Linked DNA regions of Mus musculus: region 2 is linked to region 1. Evidence: chromatin loops called from intact Hi-C (ENCODE). Cell type or tissue: left cerebral cortex. All regions are shown on one strand. Each heading gives the region's core, and the rest is flanking DNA. Links, peaks and the distances in the headings are about the cores only.

Region 1 (4,000 bases), core at 1-4,000:
AATGCCATTCTCGCTTCTAGTTTGTTAAGAAGTGAAGCAAGCCTTTTGTGGGCTGGATAACACTAATCTTTGCACCGAAACTATGGGTGTTAACCAAGCTTGTTCTGAGAGCTGATGGCTAAAATGGGAGGATGAGAAAGACATTCATTTCTGTCTTCATTGAACCATAAAAAGTGAGTCATGCAGGATAGGCTCTGGGGTCAGAGCGTGCATCAGAACTGTGAGGAAGCAGGGCCTTCCCCATAATGGCTATGCTCAGGGCAGCTTCTGGGTGGCTTCTTTTGCTACTTCCCACCCTACCCCCAGCATGGTGAGTCTCTTCCCATAGCAGCAACTGGACTCTGTGGCAATCCCTGAAGTATGAACTGAGTCATGGTAGAACTCAGTAACTCAAAGTTTGCAGACATTTCCCCAATGTACCACCATTAGACGGAACACCATGAATTGCAGAGAGACTCCACAAAGGGAAAGGCAGAGATGATTGTCTCCAAGCTCCAGTATGTAACATGATTGTGTGGTGCAATTTTCCCTGGAAAGAGTATCACTAGGAAGGTAAGCAGCCCAGGTCTACTGTAACAGTCAGCTAGAAACGTTCTGGAAGAGGAAGAAGTCCCGAATCAGTTCAGTCAGCTTTCACCAGGCCGTGCTTCAGGAGCAAACAGTCCTTAATTTCAGAGGCTCCCAACAACTAAAGCGTGGACTTCAGGGTTTGACTGAGTTTTCTCAGTATGAGCTCCATACCAAGAAGCAAAGGTGCATCTTATAGCAAAGGGACAAAGAGCGATGACAGGACCATGGGAAAGCTCTTCATGCTTCTGCTTGGAAGGTGACAGGTGTGACTTCTACTCTGTACTTATTCAAGTTCTCAGGGGAAGGTTCTAAGACAAGAGTCTGAGTTCATTTATATCATTTGCAGGAAATGCTAGTATCGAAGTGGAAAGTGAGCCAAGGAAGGATCAGTAGCTGGGGCAGATGGGTCATGGAGCTCCAGACCACCCCAGGCTAATGTGTTGACCCTTTTAAGCTTGTTGATCATCGCTGCTTCGTAGAGGTCAGCTCCCCAGAGCTCCAGGCTGTGTGAACACAGGCAGACTGACCTTCTCATTTCTGATGGGCTGTAGGTAAAGTCAGAGACACTAGCAGGTGGCTGCTTGCCTGATGTCACTGGAGTGATATGGCATGAGATATGAGGGCATGAGATTGTGGACATTTCATTGGCAACACATGTTTTGGGGATGTGTGCTGTCTTTCTATGAAGAAATAGAAAACATTGAAAATGAAGGCACAGTTTCTGCAGGAAGTATGAACTCTGAGGTATTAAATGCTGGGAAATCTTTAGTGGTAGAAAGTGGACATGTAGATACAGGGGTGGGGTTCATCTATGCTTTGCAGGATCCCTCCCTCACCTGCACAAAGCTACTTCTGAATCCTTCCTTCTACAATGACTAAAATGATCAGATATTGCCAATTGCCCCTAGGTGGAAAATTTACCCTCTAACAAACCAGTGCTGCACACTGCTATTTCTCAAGGAGTTGCCTGCTGAAAGATGTCATGGCTTAATAGGAGAAACAAGACAATTGATATAGGAGCTACAGTGGTAGCCACCCAGAGGTGCTCGAGTCTGTTCAGATAACTTCACAGTGAAACAGAAATTCTTTGAGAATGGGAATATCAGCTATCTTAAGGGCGGGATGTCCAGGGGAGACTCTAGAGATAATAACATCTGTAGATCTTGAAGGCGATGGGGCATTTTCCAGATGAGCATGGGCCTTTGTGTAGCTTGTGATGAGAAGGGATAAGAAAATGACAGGTGGGGGCATTTGTTCAACAGTATGCAGGTTTTCTCCCTACTTTAGCTCCAACCCTGGCTTGAAACCCTACCAAAAAAGCATGTTGGCAGCAAGTCACTTTCTTTCTGTGCATTGTAAGAAGTTCCTATAAAGCACCTTCTTTCAGGGTCAGTCTTGTCCATCATTCCCAGATGACCAGATTAGTTAGCAGCATTCCTGAGCAACCTGTATCCTAGAATTCCATCACTTGGGGGAATCCCTCATCTGTCTCCCAATCTCAAGAGTATCTCTGACAAACTATGCATATTAGAAAGTATAGCCCCCTTGATTGTGAGTGGGTCACTCTCATCAACGTGTTCCAGGTGTTTCCTGTCCACAGTCCCTTCCTTTCTCATAATCAGGCTTCTGGCTGCTGGCTGCCTGCTGCTGGCTGCCACCTACTCAAGCCTGCATGATGGGGAGCAGGGCGAGTCTGTCTTACAGGGTGGAATCTGAATTTTCTGCCTGGGCGATGCCTGACTAATCCATTAACCAGCTGTCTCCTCTGCACATTCCCAGAAGATGGCTTTCTTTCCATTCCTAGTCTACCCTACTCCCACCTCCACCATGTTCCATCCTTTCTCCTTACTCATGCCCCACCTGTACCCTTCTGTAGGGAGGCAGCACTCCTTCCCAATAAGAGATCATGTAGGACAGCTCACCATTGGCCTACTGTTCAAACTGAGGAATGTTACCCAGCCTCTCTGGACATTTTCCTTCTCTTTTTCTATGAATGGGACTATAGCAGTACCCACTTACAGGGGTGGGAAGATTTAAAGAAGTCAGATACCTGGGAAGTATTTCCGATGTGGCTAGCACATGGAAAGCCTTCCATGACAGCCAGCTAGCGTCAGTGGTCCAAAGTGATAAATGTCAGCTAAAGAGAACCTAGAGTCTGTGACTAGATGTGGATGTAGTCAAGCTACTAGGAAGCTGGGTGCAGGAAATCCAGTCCATCGTGCCTCTGCTGTGATTCCAATATCAATCTGCAGCAGCAAAATGGCCTCTGAGGGAATTAAGGGCTCAGAAAGGAATGGCAATATTCTTGCCCAAGAAGTATTTATGAAACGATCAGATAAATGCCAATGATGGTGATAATAGTCACACTGTAGCCCATGTTCTCTTCCAGGCTTTTCTGCACCTGACAACTGATTACATTTTTACCACAGTCCCATGCATTGTTATTACTGTCAGAAATTCTCCTTGTGTGAATGATGTGTTTGGGATTCAGTGTGGTTAAAACAATTTGCCTAAGGTCATGCAGGTCGTAATTGTCAGAAGGAGAACTGAATGTGTCTTGGGCTGTGCTCCGGCAGATGTCATCATGTGCACTAATTCAGATTATCCAGCTATGTCCATTTATAGCTGTGATTAGGACCAAGCTAGGTACATGTCTTTCTCAGATGCAATAATGCCTGTGAAATTTTGGATTGGGACGGAAGTGGCCCACAGTGAGGCTAGACATACTCTATGAAACAGCCACACATTAAGAGGACTAGTTGGGAGATCTAAAACTTAAGGAACTCTGCACAGTCACATCAATTCATCTGTGAAATGTTCATGGTTTCCATATTCTGGGGCAGATAGCCCCAGTTTGGGTATCCCTAGATGAAAATAGAGGCTCTGCTCTTCACACCACACAGATGATTCACACAGATGGTCACCAGGCAGATGATTCTATGTGGCAGGTGGACAGACTCCCACCACCTTCTGACAAAAGCCTTTCCATAGCTTCTACAGCATAAGACAACATCCAACTGTGTAGCTCACTGCAGTTGCTCCTCTTTGAACCTGAAACCAACACCCAGTTTGGAGTGCCTGCCACAGCTGTGTGAGCATTGCTCAGGAGCCACCCACGTGCATGATAGTGAGTATGCTCCCTGGACTCCTTAAACATAGGATGCATGCAGTGTTCACAAAAGGAAAGTAGACAGGTTCTTTGTGACCTTGGGAGTTGCTTGACTAAATGAAGTGATGTTGAATCTCTCTCTCTCTCTCTCTCTCTCTCTCTCTCTCTCTCTCTCTCTCTCTCTCTCTCTCTTTTCCCTTATTCCCTCTCTCTTACCCCCTTTCTCCATCTCTACATTCCTTCCTTCCATCTCTCTAAATCTATTGTTATGTATGAATATTGGCACTATTATGCCACAATGCCCATATGGAGGCCCTTCCT
Region 2 (8,540 bases), core at 1,737-5,736, 70 kb before region 1:
TTTTATGCCAGAGATAGAGATATTTTAAATTCTCTATTGGCTTTGTCTGAAATATCTGCACCTCTGAGGTGAAATGAGACATGAAGCCCTTGAAAAAAAAATCAAACAGAAAAGACTCATGAATCTGTCCAATTGCGGAAATACAAAGGTTTCTAAAAAGAGAGCACACAGAGGATTGGAGATTGCTTTGAAGCCTGTGGGAAGGACCTGTGATGAGATGCAATGGTCTGTATACCTACCGGGGGATGTCTAAACGAGGAGAAACAACAGTGGAGAGACTAAGTCTTTTCTCTTCAAAAGCATCATAAGCAGGTGTTCAGCTTTGGAAAATACAGGGAATGGGAGAGAAGAGACAATGTCCAGGTGATGTTTGATATAGGGGTGAAAATTTAAGGTTTCAGTATGCAGGATTAAAACTATGAAAGTAGAAACACTGCATGCGGTACCCCAGAAGTCTGGGTCTACTTGAGTTTGGAAGCCCATCATTGCTTCTGTTCCAGTCTCCCTTTCCTCTCATGCAGGGACATAAATTTACATACATATTTATTTATTTTCCTATACACATTTATTTTCCTATCCATTTTCATCTTTTTGACCATTTAAGCTTCCTTATGATTCTTGTAAGTATTCTTTCAGCTTATTAGTACTCGTCAGCCTCATTGGATTTCCTATTAAATTATCCACTGAATTTTTTATTTCATCGTTGTACTTTTCCATTTTAGACTTTTCCTGTGGTTATATTTTAAGGCTTATAGTTTTCTGCTAAAGTTATCCATCTTGTCCTTGGTTTCCTTGAGGATATTTGGCATAGATATGTTTTAAAGTGGTATCAGAAAACAACATTACCTAGAGCTTTATGACTCTCCTTCTTTGGTCTGTGTTTCTTTTGATTTTCAGTTACATGGTCTTGCCTTCCCTCTTGGTCAGTTGTGCCTGCTACAATGGAATGACATACACTGAATGATTAATGTTTATTTCTCATAGTCATAGAGGCTAGGAAGTCCAAGATGAAGACACTAGCATTACATGACTTGACTAACGTCTAGCGAAGACCTACTTCTTAATTTATAGGTGTTGCAATCTTGCTGTCCCTTTACATGAAGGAAGGCAGGGGAGAAAACTCTCTGGGTTCCATTTCACAGAGTCAGTAATATCACTCATAAGGGTTCTATCCTCATGATCTAATTACTTCCCAAGCATTCTACCTTTGAATGCTATACTATGGGAGTAGTTAGGATTTCTACAGAAGGTTTTTGAGGGAGACACAGGCATTCACTCCATTGAATCATCACTTAGAAGTATGCTTAGCTTCATCCTGGTGACATTATAGATAGAATGACTTAAGTCCACTAAGTGTTCTCAGAATTTTCCATCCTAAGGTCTCACCAAGTTTCAGCTGCTCAGGCACCTGTGGATTTTCTTAGTTCAGAAATAAGATGTGCTATATGAAAATTTTACATATGATCTGATTTGACATATGTCATTTGGTAAGACATATACACTGAAGAATTGTGGTAATAGAGCCATATCCTCGAATCCTGGGTAGAGTTGGTGATATATTCCAAATCAGCTTCTCTTTCATTCTTATTTTAAAACTTTCCCAGTGAGAGACACAAATGACTTCAAAATTATAAATCTTTATTTTCTCTAAAAGTTCAGTGTTCAAACCCACAGCAAATGTAGCAGATGTACACACCCTGAGGGCCCATCCCATGAAAAATGAGGATGTGAGGATCTATTATACCGTGAAAGTGCCTTCTCCAAGGAAAGAGGACAAGCTCTCAGGCTTACCTATCCAAACCATCAGCAGAAAGGATTTTTTTACCTTTTGCTGAAGCTGATGTGACTACAGTTGAGATTTTTAATTCTCTGTATTTCGGGACTAGCATTAAATCCCTCCTGTCTCTCTTGGCCATAAACAAAGCTCAAAATAGATGAAGAACAACACTTATAAATACTCCAACTTCAGCTCTTACATTGACTAATTGGGCACAGATTTAGGTAAAAGCCACAGCTAGGCAGTCTAGTTGGGAGGGGCCATGGCTAAGTGAAGAACTAACTGTCCCATGTAGGCAAAGCAGTGCTTATCAACTCTGGGCTCCAATCGATTGTTATTATATGGAAGCATAGATCTAAGCATTTCAGTCCTGAATCATTTGAAAGGCCAGTAACTCGACTTTAGCTCTCCCAGTTTTTAATGTTATGACTAATTTCACAGTTTTAAACATGTATGTGGGATACTCTGCCTTTCATTATAGTCCCCAGGCCCCAGCAGTGGACTTTTGGCTGTGTGTTCAGAACTGAAGCATCAGTACTGGGTGAAGGTAGCTTCACGTGCTGCTTCCTCTGCTGTTTCTCCCACACCGGTGTCATTCCCAAAACACAGCACTGGGGTTTTCTGAGTCCACTTGAGATGTTAAAACTGCACTTCCTTGTTCTGGCATCTCAAGATTTTTGAACAGCTTGCTCAGTGAGGTCCCTTTCCTTACACTTAAAATAGGAGCTTAGGGTTTGCTCACAAGAGGAGTTGATTGTATTACATAACCCCAAGGCACACAGACTATGACTGATCTATTACCATATGGCCCGTCGATAGTTTTCAAGAAAAGTCAAGCCACTCATTTGGATGGTTCTAGAAGTCTTCTCAAGTGGCATATAGAAACAATATTTATTCATTTTTGATTTTGGATAATTTAGAGGTATTATCCAAATAGAAATTCTCTTCTGGTCTGAGAGCAAGTAAATAAGTTGCTGGAAAGGTGATTGGGGCAGTTATCGGAAACAAGGCCTGTTGAATGTGCGATTGCTTTATTTGGGGACTGTTCCAGAGAGTGAGCCTGTGCCTTGGAAGAAATGACAGGAAAGAAATCAGGGATAAGTGCTGGAGAGATGGTTCACTTGCTGATATTGTAGAGAACCAAGGTTCTATGGGTGGCTCTCAACAATTTAGTTCAAGGAATTTGATTCCCTTCTTCTGACCTTTGTAAGCACAAAGCACACACGTAGCACACACATATATGCAAACAAAATGTACATACACATAAATAAATATTAAAAGAGAAAGAAACAAGGGAAACTAATAGAGCCATTGGTCCCAAATTCAGTAATAAAAGGCTCGATTTTTCACGAGTTTCTCTGTCTTTTCCTAGGCTTGTTATATTCATTACGGTGTCATAATCTGTTTCACACAATTATGTTACTTATCCAGGCCATAGCTAAAATGTTCTGGATAGCTTCTGATGCCATTTCAACGTTGTCTCTGTCCTGTAGGAATGAAAGAATAGACATTTCTTTGTTATGAATGTTAAATGAGCAGATAAAAGCTTTTTTTTGGAGATTGGGGAAGGCTGTTAAATCTACAATTATATAGTGTTGTTTTGTTTGATTTTATTTTGTGTGTATGGTGTTTTGACAGCATCTATGTCTGTGAACCACTTACTTGCCTGATTCCCGAGGGCCAGAAGAGGGCGTTAGATCCTCCTGGAACAGAGGTTATAGACAGTTGGGAACTACTATGTGGATGCCGGGAACCCCAGTCCCCTGGGAGAACAGCCAGAGTGCTCTCAATTCCTGAGTTATCTCTCCAGCACTACCTGGTACCCTGTACCCTGATTGTTTTGTTGTTGTTTGGTTGGTTGTTTCTTAAACTAAATGTTTCAGCATACTGTTTTCTTTCTGGAGTTGAAATCTAAAGTTTAAATCCATTTTACATATATGTTCTTGATTCAAATCAATTCTACTTTCTGAGTACACACTCTAAACAGGAAAATGTAGAGTGTGGGTTAATTGCATAGGTGTTAGGAAATGAAACACATAACACTTCACCATCAAAAAATAATAACCAGTATATACTAATTGAGAAATCTAGGTGGCTTATTTACATTTGTCCAGGCTTGCCCAACTTCTGCAGTTTGGGAAAGAAAGAAACAAATGTCATCCAGGACCCAGATTTAGTGTCAAACTTATTTGTATTTCCAATGAATGATTTCTTCATTTAAGAATAAGTCATGAAACAAGCATATGACATGCCTACCACATGCTTCTCCACAATGAATTTTCTCTGGGATTCTCTTCCAAGCACTGCTGTTAGCAGGCTCTCTGTCAATGTATTTTTAATTCAACGAAATGTGAAAAGAATCTATTCTAAAACTGGATGACTCAGACTTTTAACAGTTCTTTTTCACCCCTTATTCTTTCACTTCTAGTACTTGAAGAAAGAAACTGCTCAGACCTTGGGGGGCCAGTCAATGGGTACAAGAAAATCACAGAAGGTCCTGGACTTCTCAATGAGCGCCATGTAAAAATTGGCACGGTTGTGTCTTTCTTTTGTAACGGCTCATACGTTCTGAGTGGCAATGAGAAACGAACTTGCCAGCAGAATGGAGAGTGGTCAGGAAAGCAACCTGTCTGCATGAAAGGTAACTCACGGACATTTCTGGATTCTACAGATGTACATACTCTTTGACAGGTCCAGTGCCTGCCTTAAGTCCATGGAATACTGTTTTCTTGTAGGCTCATCCTTAAACCATATGTAATTCCTACCTTGGAGACAATCATTTAAAAACATTGTGTCTTGTTTCCTGGGTCCCAAGAAGTCTTCACTCTGATCTTACCTAAGATGATGGAGAAGAGCAGTTTGGGGAAGATGCTAAGGCTGTGTTTTAGATATGGAAATCCAAGGACAGAAGTTGTAAGCCTTTGCACATCTGTTTTTGTAATATATGTAATAAAAGAGCCAATAAGCATATGTCCCTGGTCACCTACATAGAGGGGACACTACAGATGTAGATGGATAAAGCCAAACACAGCAAACCTTCAAACAGATGAATAAGTAGTTTGGAAAACAGAGGTTGCAGCATTCCCAAAATAGAGGTGATAGTGTGATGTGGGTAGGGTTGGTTGCAGTCAGGAGGGATTTAAGGATGCTAGGAGGAGCTGAGATAATATTTCAGATGAAAGACAGGAGAAAAAAAGTGGGTATAGACTAAAGTGGAAGCATCTGTCTATGGGAAGCTCAAGGCAAGCCATCTAGGAAGTGACATTTAAAATATAGGTTGGAAGCAGAAACCCCTAGACTGTTGTGTCGGGAGATGGAGCCCTCCACAGTGGTGATGCAGCTTTGCCCTGACTTTATTCATTGATTGTTTCAGATAGATGCCTTCTTTACTGAGAAGAAGTGTGTGCTCATGTCCTAGATTGTCAAGACCATTGCCCCTACCCATCACCCTCTCTGCTGGGTGTTTGTCAACAACCTGAACCACGGGGAAAGGAATGAAAGAGAAAAAAGGATCAATGTGAAAGGGAGAAATCACTTTAGACTTTTGCCAGAAGCTACTTTCCTCCTCCCAGCACAAGGCCTGAGGTTTTATTTCATTAAGTATGGGAACGGTGTTGCATATGTCCTTGGAGGGTTTTTTGTCAACTTTCCTCTTACAAATTAATACAACCAAAGTACTCTAAGTTGCTAATTAGACAAATGTTGGCTGCTAGATTGGGAAAGAGAGATGGGAAGGATTCGTTTTCCCTGGAAGAAAAAAAGAAAGATTTCAGTGAATTGAAACTGGGCTCTGAGTTGTCCTCTGGTGACTGCTAGGGACCTTCATTGCAGAGACAGGACAAGGAATGACTGGTTACTCAAGACTTATTTATAATTGGCACTGCCGTCTGGTTTGAAACAAGGACTCCCTAATTCCCTCTGTGGGCTCTATTTTGGAGCCTTCACTTTGAGTTTTATTCCACTATGATCTAGTTTGCTGACACCATTCCCATGAACAGATGGCCCTAATCTATTAACTGCCACTGTCCCAAGTCTCCTCAGAAGAACAGTTTTTCAGAGGAGACAGCTGAGTTCTATAGTAGCAGCTCCCAGGGGAAAAGCAGCTGCCATCTTGCTAAGTACGCTGTTGAAGCTTTTCTAACCCATGCAGCCCCAGAGACCTGTGAATGATTGCATGGTGTCTGGAAGGGTGGGAGTCAGGTGTTATTCTGGGTGTCGTGATGTGACCAGTAAGGTCGGAAAAGCATCACACAGCTTGGCTTATCTGTTTCTAGCCTGCCGGGAACCGAAGATCTCAGACCTGGTGAGAAGGAGAGTCCTTTCGATGCAGGTTCAGTCAAGGTGAGGCCAAGCACCTGAACTCCTTTTTCAAGGCGAATGGCTATTTCCCTTCTCCACTTGCATTTGGCCAAAGAGAGCCTGGCATTTCTAAGGGACATTTAGTGCTAACTGGTCATGAAAGAATGGGGCTTGTTAGATGGAGGCTCATTAGCCAGCTGCTTTTGGCTAAGAGGAAGCTACTATTGGAAGAAGTACAAGTTTTATTGGATCGTGGGAAAGCAGATGGTTGGTGAGAAGAAGCAAGGCTTCCCCAATGATCTTTGAGGAGTTGGATTCTAATACTTTAGTCTTCCTGAAATGGCTGCTTCTTTATTATGGCAGCTTCTAGGAGATGACAATCCTGCTAAATCATGCAGCCAGCTAGGGTTTCGGAAGATGGTCTTGATGCTGACCAATCAGATGGGGCAGTCTGATGGAGATCAGGAGCTAGAGATAAAGGATTAATAAGAGAGACATGAACTCCTGCGTATACTCGGTGTTCTTCTCGGGAGGAAAGCTAAGGCCTACCTGATAGTGAGAAAGGAGGCCACTTCACTGCGGGTGCGCAGATCTCTTAGGTTTCCTTCTACCCAGACCAAGCATAATTCTGTTTGAGAAAAGTTAACCCTGTGGCTCCTTCAGTCTGGCAACTGTTTCTACTGGATCTCACAGGGGCTTACCCCTCTGCCAACCTTCAGTTCTCTGCTTTTTCACCTAGCAGAGAGATCATCTCTGACTGTTCTTTTATGCTAGATAAATACTCTACTACTACATCTTCAGCCCCCCCCCAGCCCCCAGCTATCATTTGAAATAAAACTAGTAACATCACATGTGTCCTGAAACCACATCAGGCTGTTTCCATTACCTGGTATTCTATGGCCTTCACCATGATTCTGATTTCATTTTGTCATCCCTGTCTTCTCCTCCTCTTCCTCCTCCTCCTCTTCCTCCTCCTCTTCCTCATCCTCCTCCTCCCTCTCCTCCTCCTCCCCCTCCTCCTCCCCCCTCCTCCTCTCTTTTCTCTGCCACCATGTCTGCCACATAGACACCATTCAGTAAATAGTTCTTGAATGAGTAAACTGTATTAACAGTCAAGGACTAAAAGCCTGCTTCTGCCTCTCTTTAATCCTAGTTATGTTTAAACAATTTCCTGAAGTTAAATGGGCCTTCATCTTCTTTTTTGAAAAACAGGGGTAATTAATAATGGTTCCCCTAGGACTGCTGTAAGGATCAAAACCATACTGACAGATGACACTGAGGCTGTGTGCCAGCTGTTGCTCCTGTCACTTTACATAGATTAGTTTACTTAGTTCTCACCGTAACCATAGAAGCTGGGTATTTTTATTATTATTTGCATCTTATTAACATATCCTTGCATATGTGGAAACTGAGGTTCTAAGGAGTTAAGTGATTTCCAGAACAAGATGTCAAGTCTAAAGCAGAACTGACTTGGATTGTCCTTCAGTGAAGGTCGCTAACCACACTCACCCCTGCTCAGGTTCTCATCCACATTTGCCTTTCTCCCTTGGGAACAATGGCAGTAGAACACAGACTCTGTCTCCTCTCTGCCTTGGTGGCTTCCCTGGAGTGGGCTAGCCACTAAGTGCAATGCTCTCCCTGTTTAAGTGTTGTCACCTGCGCAGGAATCCTGAGCTAAACAAAGAGACAATAGCGATTCCTACTGTTGTAGCAGTTTTAGTGGGAGAAGGCACTAGGTGACTCCTGCAATCGAGAAAGCAAGCCTAAAGTCTAGTTGAAGGGTCTTTCTGGAAGGTCAGCTGTAGCTCTCTGAAACAAATATCAACTTCAGTGACCAAAAAGCAAGCAGGTTGTACATTCAGAAGCTCCTAGACCTAGCTATAGACAGAGCCTAAATATCTGTTGAATGAAATCACTGTGGACTGAATTTTTCCTGAGCCAAACACCATAGCAAGATACAAGAAATAGATTTCATCTTAAACAACATGAAATTGATATGATAGAGATACTAGGGTGGAAATACTATCTTGGGTGCCATCTTCCTTTACTGTGCCCCAAAGCACCCCTCCCCCACAAGTGCCTCTCTAGGTTTCATTTCCCCATTCGTTATTACGTGGGGATGAAGACATCAATTCCTGGAGGAACTCCAGTCTGCCGCCTGACAGTCATTATGTACCGATGTAAAGCAATCACAAGCTGTAGGATGTGTCTCTCCCGACAGATAGTCTCTAAGGGGCTCAACCTCAAGCTCATTTAATGCCCCTTTTCCCATTTACACACAAATTTTTGTATTTCTCCCAAGCAGTGTTGCCTGGGAGAAAGTTCTAGTCTCTGAGGTGAACTAATTACGTTTTCTAATTGGCAAATCAAGCTACTGTATCAACACAGTTTAGTTCAAATTCCTAATATTGCCCCATTATGGTAATGTTCAGAGAGAAGAATGTGCCTGGCTTTCTCTCATTCA

Evidence for each region. Hi-C counts contacts between places; a loop is a spot of excess contacts. Peaks named below come from ENCODE experiments on the same cell type or tissue, not always from the same donor. Only the 100,000 strongest peaks of a DNase experiment are listed, where the experiment ranks them.
Region 2: a loop joins it to region 1, with 5 times the contacts of the local background. A loop is called at or near these places in 1 of 42 quality-filtered maps.

The regions. Positions count from the first base shown.
Region 1 is chr2:102,701,430-102,705,429 of GRCm38, forward strand. All of the region lies in intron 1 of Slc1a2 (solute carrier family 1 (glial high affinity glutamate transporter), member 2), which reads left to right. Among named protein-coding and RNA genes, the nearest start is that of Gm13872, 43 kb to the right of the region's middle. In left cerebral cortex, for the core only: no CTCF peak of the experiment used is centred there; DNase peaks (open chromatin) are centred at 2,303 and 3,526; H3K27ac peaks cover 3,247 bases.
Region 2 is chr2:102,630,123-102,638,662 of GRCm38, forward strand. It overlaps Pamr1 (peptidase domain containing associated with muscle regeneration 1), which reads left to right. Exons shown (of 11, transcript NM_173749.4): 7 at 4,206-4,418; 8 at 6,052-6,118. Among named protein-coding and RNA genes, the nearest start is that of Slc1a2, 24 kb to the right of the region's middle. In left cerebral cortex, for the core only: no CTCF peak of the experiment used is centred there; DNase peaks (open chromatin) are centred at 2,428, 4,106, 4,811 and 5,614; H3K27ac peaks cover 3,921 bases.